Linked DNA regions of Homo sapiens: region 2 is linked to region 1. The links are chromatin contacts, found by Hi-C or POLR2A ChIA-PET in ENCODE. All regions are on one chromosome and are shown on one strand. The core of a region is the stretch at or near the end of the contact, and the rest is flanking DNA. Distances in the headings are between cores, read along the strand shown.

Region 1 (4,169 bases), core at 440-2,939:
AATAGAAATATTTCCCAAGCTGCTTTTGGGCTTAGCCACCTTCAAACATTCATTACTCTTTCTTTTTTTCTTTTTCCTTTCACTAGTGAATTTGTGAAAGATTTTTCAGCTGTTTGCAAGCTTTTCTCAAACAGTGATGGAGGTTAGACAATCATGCACTCCAAATACATCATAGCTACTTCTTCCTCCTTTAAAAACCTGGGTTTAAAGAGAAATAAAGATGTCTTTGAGGGAGGCAATTAACTTGAGAGCCAGGAGACCTGGGTTCTAATATCAGCCTTTTCTGTTACGAGTTTATGGTCTTGGATTGTTATTTAAGGTCTTCGTGTTTTAGTTCCTGCATCTGAAAATGGTCTGCCTCTCAGCAGGTTATTGTGAGAACAAACACTCTGCATATATAGAAATGCTTTGAATTTTTCAGCAAGCCTCTGAAAGAACATATGACAACATGCTTAGCTCAACTGACTAAAAGTCACCTGTATCCATTCTGTTTGTGAGAATAAAAGTTGATGAATGAAAACACTTAGCTCAGTGCTTGGCACATAGTAGGTACTTAGTAAAATTGTAATTCTCAGTGCTTCCCTTCTTCCTTTCCTTCCTTCTTCACTCCCTTCTTGCCTTCCTCTTTTTATACCTTCTTTCCTAAGATGCTTTTAGTCTGTCTTTGCTGACTTGTTTAGACTTGTTTCAGAACAATCTTTAATTTTCAGAAGCAAGACCTTATTTAATATTCTAGGAAAATTGTTTTTTGTAATAATACAAAACTAGAAATAGGACCATGTCATCAGGCTTTAGGACGTATTCATGTTGTATTATTTTAGAGAACAAACAAGCAAAAGCTCAACTGTTACACAGAGAAAGGAAAGTCAAAGGCCTAGAGCCTTGAAAATGTTCTGATTAGGGAAGCTCACAGTGGCCACAGCCACAATGATTAAAGGATTGGTGGTTCAGACTTGACTTGAGCTGTTTTCCCAATAATTTAGTGCTGATGGAGGCAAGAAGTTGTGTCAGGCTTATACTTCCTCTTAGAAGGACTCCGGTTTATCTGATTTTTTAAATGCCTGTATTCTCTCTCCCTTGACAATAGAGAGTAATTTGTGATTCTAATGTTATTACACATTCTCTCAAGTTTTTAAAAACAGGCATGTTGTTATTAATAAGGAGAGATTTTTGAGTACTCTCCAATAAATTAGTCATCAAGATGTCCTGAATGGAGGTAATTTTGTGTCAATGATCTTGAATATCTTTTTGCTTCAGAGCAGAATTTAAGCTGCTTTAAGTGATAGAAGCTTTGCTATGTATCTGTCTCCTGAAGTCTTCCCTTCTAACCCACTGCCCCCAACACACAATAAAAAGTGTCAACCATACTCAGCTACAACTTTTGGCCTCATATGGATTAAGCCTTTATGGCTTACACTTTGTTTGTCAAGAAAAGGAAATAATGTAAGAATCCTCTTATATAGAAAAGAGATTTTGCATTTTATCAGTTTCAAATGATGGAATGTTTTCTTTAATATAAGAATAAAAAACAATGTAGGAATTTGAGCCCTGCAAGTCCAATCAGGTCACTGGGCACTTTTTTCCTAGTCCCCAGAAGAAGAGAATATTCAACGCAGTCAGATTATGAAGGACTGACTGATACCTGGCCAGGAGCCAAGACCTCCAGAAGGCTTAGGGGAACCTGCCAGAGGCCACTGGCCTGGACAACACAGTCAGCCTGAGCTGGGAAGCCCTAGGCTGCTGCAGAGCTGTTCTTACCAACCTTCTTCCCTCCTTCCTACTCCCAGGCTTTTTTCTAGACATTGAGAAAAATACCTTCAGTGAAGCCCTGGAACTTTCAGGCACCCCGTTTCCGTATTTTCCTGAGATGATTCCACAGGCAAGTGGAGACCATGTCATTGCGCCAACACCTACAGAAGAAAAAACTTAGAAAGTTGCTTGTGCAAATTGGGATCAAAAGGTGGGTGGCGGTGGGGGCAGTAGTGTTTAAACAGAATTTGGTAGGTTATAGGGAAAAGCTGGCCAGATAAATGAGTTAATATCAGCATGCATTTTTTTCCATTACAATTTAGGAGCTTACAAATTGTGTTTCATTCTTTAATCAGCCAATTAAACATGGACTGTCAGTTCTTGGGAGTGCATATCAGAAAGCCTGAAAAATGTGGCTCATCCACGAAGTTTTGTTGTCCTTGTCCATTTAGTACCTAACATAGTGCCTGGTACACAGCAGGAGCACACACCTGGTACATAGTAAACACTCAATAAGTGAGAGCAATAATAACAATTATTACGGTTGTTATTGAAGTTTTATCTTTTTCTCCTTTTCCCAGAATTTTCCTGCTCATATGAACTTCTGTTTCTTAGGAAGAAAGTTATTTCTGGAAACTTTTGATAAATAAGCCTGAAAATGTGGCTTGTTCATCTTTTCCTAATGTCTAAATTTCTTGGGTATATTATATATAGATATATTTCCCCTGTCTCTGAAGGCATTAGTTCTATCTGCACAAATGTATAGTACCCGACTTAATAGTTGTTGAATTTCCCATTTCTAACTCAGTGCCAGGGCCAGGGTAGTGGATACAGATGTATATATCCATGATTTTTTTTGAAAGGTAGTCATTGTTTACTCGAGCAAGCACCAATGAAAAATGAACTTATTCATTGGTTGTTCCTTTTATTCAGTATGCATTTTTTTTTTGAACACCTGCTGAGTACAGCTGAAATACCAGTCACAATTTACAACTCTGCTTGGCTTTCATCAGTGATACCCTGTAGACTAAATGCAGATTCTGCTACATTTTGATTCTGCTACAATCTCTGGAATGCATGGTTCTTACAATGTCTATGTTAATTAGGGACATTTAGGAAAGCATTTCAATAACACTGTTTTTATTTTTTCCCCGAATCAGTGATCTTTCTCTTGTTAAAAATACTCAGTAGCTTTTATTTTGAAGATTACCTATTTTGTGGTAGAGCTCTGGCAGCTGGACCTCCACTTTCTCTCTCTGGAAAAGATGGTACTCAGCTTGTTCACAGACCGGTGGGATCATATTGAACTGTCTTGCTACAGAATAGGCTTCCTAGGGAGGAATGAGATTACAACCAAATTTATACTGATGAGAAATAAGGCTTCGCTGTAATTTGTATGCATGAGAAATGTTTACTTTGGTGAAATCAGTACAAACCAAGAAACATGTAGGATGCCAAATAATAAGCAAATTTGTCACCACCGATTTCACTAAGAGCAATATGAAAGGTAGGAAACCCTTATTAATTCTTTGGGAGGGTTTGGATTGAGTTAAGTCCAGAGCAAATTAGTCAAGGTGTGAATTGTACACTACGATAAAGAAAATGTAGTTTAACTATTTTTAAGTTCCTAAAGAAATAAGACTTAGACTAACATATAAAAGTATCTGTAATTAGCTTGGTATAAACAGTATAGTTAATACAGTTTTTTATAAGAAAACTAGAATACTCTGTTAATATATCTCATTAGCTGTGAAATTCACTTTACCCTCTTGCCACCAAAGAACACTGTATTCTCTGTTGTATTCTGAACGGATGAGCTCCGGCTCCAATATCCATCTCTGTAATGATGGAATTGATTCTAGAATTCCAGTGCCATAGTGATTGTGAGAAAAGTTTGCAAAAGATCTTGCAATTTATGCATGGCATCTGAAAAGCAATAATAAGGTACTCAATAGCCATTTAAAAATAGAAGTTAAATTACCATGATCTCCATAGCACTCCATCTCGAGGTGCCCCAGTACATCGCCATGCCTTGGTTTATCACATGTGTCATGGCTCGGACAATTTCTGTGGAAGGTCAAACAGACAGCATTTCATGAATTTGTCTACTTTTCAAAGTTATGCGATTTTTACTCCTCTAGCCAAAGCTTAGAAGCTTAATGCAATTGTTTGTTTGATTAATAAAATTAGCCTAATATTGGTGACAACATTATAGTCTGACAGGAAATATTGATGGTTTGAAGGCTGATGGTACCTTTGGGCAAACTGACATTCCATTTTCCATTTGCAGCAACAACACTAAATGATATTGAAAATATAATGACCATTTTAAGTTCTTCCTTTACTTTTATTGCTTGATGATTCCTGGCCTAATAAAGAATACATGATTTACCTTTTTAAGAGCCTGAGTACCTTCCCGA
Region 2 (4,169 bases), core at 938-3,437, 70 kb after region 1:
TTTAATAAGAATAAAGTGTTTGCTTCCATTTCTTGGAGTTTGTCATTCTTATATTCAGCTTATTTTGTTCATGATGACTACCTCCCTGGCCCTTCGACACTTGCTACTCATTTGTTTTCTACCTACTTGTTTATAGAGTTTATATCTTTTACTAGAGAGTAAGCTGTCTGAGGGCTACACTTTTATTTCATTCGTCTTTGCATCTCCACAGCCCTAGAATAGAAGTGGGTTCTTAGTACATGGTCAGTAAGTGTTGGTTAAATTGAATTACATTGCCTTGTTGACTGTTATTAATCTTTAAAATTTTGGGATAATTTCCTACCAAACAAACATCTTTATTATGACTTATAGAAAAATGAATATTTCCTACCAAACAAACATCTTTATTATGACTTATAGAAAAATGAATAATGCTTATCAATAATCTTTAGTTCTTCTAGTCTCTAGATGATTGAAATGTTTCTCCCTATCCCTGGGTACCCACCCAGCTATGCCCCTTTGTGGAAAAAGGCCAAGGGAAAGTCTTTCTCCTTGGCTGAAATGCCTCCAGCAAGCAGATGGGTAAGTGGCCCAGTGTAGGTGGGGTCCACTTTCTACTCCTGAGGAGGAGTTGCCTCTCACAGACAGGACACATCCCCTCCTGCTGGAGAGGAACGGGGCAACAGCCTTCTAGACAGAAGAACTCTGTTTCTATGATTTTATTTTCCACTGTGCTCCACTCCAGAAGAACTAAGGTGACTTGTTAGTTAATATGATTCTCAAAAACCCTCTGTGACAGTTTTCTTAACCATTTTTCTCCCTCTAATGAGAACATGCTTTCCTGAGACCTAGAATGGCATACAATTATTTCACTGTGTAATCTCAAATTAGTGGGATGTTATTTACAAGATGATTTTACTAAACTGACAATTGTTATTTCTAACCTTTTAAAAGAAGGGAGAGTATAAAGATAACTCTTTGAACTATTTTGTGTCTTCTGATTAAACCCCTTTATGGACCAAGGAATATTTGCTTTGAAAACCTGTGTTAGGTTCCTTGGAGTAAATCTACCATAGCACAGAAAAATGATGGATGAAAGGTAAAAAGAAGAAAACTGCCCACCACACACATCTATCTTGGTTACCTCATTATCGTTTGGTGATTATCAGGGTAATTACTTCTTGCGTACTCATTCAAAAAACATGTTTACCATTTAAATGACTGCCTTGCTTGGAGTATAAAGGATATTTAGACATTTAGATGAGATCATTTTAATATCTTACATCACCATAGTGCAATTATCAAAACCAGGGAATTAACATGGGTACAGTACTAATACAATAGATCTTTTTGGAATTTCATTGTCTTTTTTTCTCTTCCAGGATCTTAAGCAGCATCCAACATTGCATTTAATTGTATGTTTTCTTAATCCACTCCAATATGTGACACTTCCTCAGTCTTTCCCTGTCTTTCATGATGTAGACACTTTTAAAAGTACTCATCAAGTATTCTGTAGAATGTCCCTTAATTTGGGTCTAAATCATCTTAAGGTTATAAAATTCTATAGTGCAGGTTGGTCTCCCTATGGTTTGAATATATTATTATAGCTATCAAGAAGAGAATATGTAAATGCAATTATAATATTAATATTTATTATGCCACAGTTAACATTTCCTCACTTTTTCATTCAACAAGTATTTATTGAGTCTACCGTGTGCCAGGTGTTGTACTTAGTTTATTGGGATGCAACAGTGAACAAAACTGGTAATTATTTCTCCCATCGTGAAACAGATATATGGGTAAAGAAAAAGGAATAACAAAAATAAGTTAAATATATAGTGTTTATAAATGTTAATTTTACAAATAAATAAAATGTAAAATAAAATACATAATGTTGACTGATGAATGTTAGAGAATCAATTTTATAAAGCAGGGATAGAGTATATGAAATGTCTAGGAATCAGTATTGAAATTTTAGATAGGGTGGCCAGATAAGATTCACTAAGAAAGGAGCTTTCAAGAAAAGACCTAAAGAAAGTGAAGGGGCTCACCAGGCGCTTATCTGGAGGGAGAGTGTTCCAGTTGCAGGGAGCAGTGAGGTAGGGGCTTGCTCAACATGAGCAAGGACAAGGAGGAAGCCAGTGTGGCCAGAGAAGAGAAGGTGAGGTTCATGGGGGCCAGATCATGTCATGTCAATCATAGGAAGGACCTAGGAAAGGCTAGTGAATAATTTTGAATACAGAAGTGACACAATCTGACTTTCTTTTAAAAGGAACACTCTGCTATTGTGCTAAGGATAGACTGCAGAGGCGAGGCTGAAACATGGGGGACCAGTTAGGAGGCTGTTCCCATAATCCAGGTGAGACATGACAGTGGTTTGGTCCAAGGTGGTGGTAGTGAGGATGGCGAGGAGTGGTTGAATTTTGGATAAATTTTGAAGGGGAAGCAATAGTATTTACTGGTGTAAAAGGATGTGTAGGGTGTGAGAGAAGGTGAAACCTCTAGGAGAACACCAAGGTCAGAGTATGGGGAGAATGGAGAGCCAATTCAACACATTTCAATATAGATTTAATGATTTTAAGTTTGGTAAACAGAGCACATGTGAACTGCAGCTTAATATAGTCAAGACTGACCAAATGTAGTCATAATTGAGAGACATTTCATCTATTTTGAGGTGTTAATCTGTTACGTCACTAAAGAATTTAAGATAAGAGGTTCAAACCCTAGGTCACATTGAAATTAAGCAATACACCAGGTAAAATTAACATGTTCAATGTCTCAGTTGTATAGTATAACCCCCAAAGAGGAGTGGAACTGGAGGTGGGAGCATCCCTCTAAATTGCGTATCCAGCAAGAAATAGGTGTAAGCCCAAAACTAGAGTTGATGTGGAGGAGGGAGCCCTAAGCTGTTGGCCACCACCTGAGATCCTTAAGCTCCAGGTCATTACCCTGGTGAGCATGTTCTCCTTTGAGCTATGGGCTGAGCCTTCCACTGAAAATCTAAACCTTCCCCATGCCTTTATGTCCAAATTCTACTTATTTTTCAGGACCCAGAACTCCAGCTTCAGAGTCCAGTGCTGCTAAGCCATAGTTTCTTAGCACTTCCCCTGGTGAGTTAAAGTATGTCTTGCTACATCATTAGAATTTTTTAGGTTCTCTTGCATTAACTCTGTGACTCTGAGAAACCTCCAATCTCTTGATTTCTTGTTTCCTTATGCACAAAATTAGGAACCTTGAGCTTCCTTCATCTCTATTATTTCATGATTCTATGGTTTCTTTGAAAGGAGAAGAAGTCATTCCATTTACTCTTCTCCTACCATTTTGAACTAACTGCTATTACCATATTGACCACACTATATTGTAACCGCATAGTTTATTTTTGGCTGTGACTTCCTCATTAGACTGCAACTATCCTGAGATCAGGGACTAAGTTTAAGTTTAATTTAAATTTTAAATTTTAGCCATTGCACTGGAGCCTGGCACAGGGTAAGTGAGTAATAATTGCTTGTTCAATCAGTAAGCATTCTCACCCTTACTAAGAAAGTGTCTCTAACCAGAGAGCATTTGTGGAACGTTGGTTGTTTTCCTCACTATCTTCAACAAGAGGTTTTTAACCACAACTGCGCATTTGAATATCCTGGGGGGATATAAATGGTATTGCTGACCTGATTCCTCACCACACCCCAGTGAAATCAGAATTTCTGGGAGTGGAATCCTGGCATCAGTATTTTTAAAAGATCCTCAGATAACTCTAATTGCAGTCAGGGTTGAGAACCACAGTTTATATTCTTCTCATACCGGTAGCATCTCATCCTTTTCCTTTGTGCTTTGTTTTGGTTTTTGTTTCAGAGACAGAGTCTCGCTCTGTCACCCAGGCCTGAGTGCAGTGGCACAATCTGGGCTCACTGCAACTTCCGCCTCCCAGGTTCAAGCAATTCTCCTGCTTTAGCCTCCTGAGTAGCTGGGATTACAGGCGCGTGCCACCGTGCCCGGCCAATTTTTGTATTTTTATTAGAGACAAGGTTTCACCATGTTGGCCATGTTGGTCTTGAACTACTGACCCTGTGATCCGCCCACCGCAGCCTCCCAAAGTGGTGGTATTACAGGCGTGAGCCACAGCATCCAGCCCATCCTTTTCTTTACACCCTGACTTGCCTTTCTTCTTCTTTTACTCAATTGCTGCCATCTCT

The links. A loop is a pair of places that touch in the nucleus more often than their neighbours do. ChIA-PET counts read pairs that join two places held with the same protein, here RNA polymerase II (POLR2A). Pooled maps may share reads with other maps.
Region 2: a map with no recorded cell type shows a loop between it and region 1 (4-fold over the local background). The contact joins the promoter of KCNAB1-AS1 here to the enhancer-like site in region 1. A Hi-C loop is called at or near these places in 29 of 168 maps with a recorded cell type or tissue (A673, B cell, CD4-positive, alpha-beta T cell and 22 more), 37 of 37 single-sample maps with no recorded cell type and 27 of 50 pooled maps. POLR2A ChIA-PET finds 5 or more read pairs at or near these places in 2 of 52 experiments (CD4-positive, alpha-beta memory T cell and GM12878).

The regions. Positions count from the first base shown.
Region 1 is chr3:156,514,011-156,518,179 of GRCh38, reverse strand. It overlaps KCNAB1 (potassium voltage-gated channel subfamily A regulatory beta subunit 1), which reads right to left. Exons shown (of 14, transcript NM_172160.3): 9 at 3,731-3,816; 10 at 2,960-3,080; 11 at 1,816-1,910. Among named protein-coding and RNA genes, the nearest start is that of SSR3, 39 kb to the left of the region's middle. Within about 2 kb of position 1,689, at least 2 of the 41 ENCODE cell types and tissues checked have a DNase peak (open chromatin) inside an H3K27ac peak, as active enhancers do; they include ascending aorta, where a contact is called at or near this core.
Region 2 is chr3:156,444,954-156,449,122 of GRCh38, reverse strand. KCNAB1-AS1 (KCNAB1 antisense RNA 1) reads left to right here and starts at 2,187. Exons shown (of 3, transcript NR_046618.2): 1 at 2,187-2,338; 2 at 3,027-3,089. The region is part of intron 2 of KCNAB1 (potassium voltage-gated channel subfamily A regulatory beta subunit 1); the gene reads right to left. It overlaps LOC124906298 (a long non-coding RNA gene), which reads left to right. Exons shown (of 5, transcript XR_007096140.1): 5 at 1-28.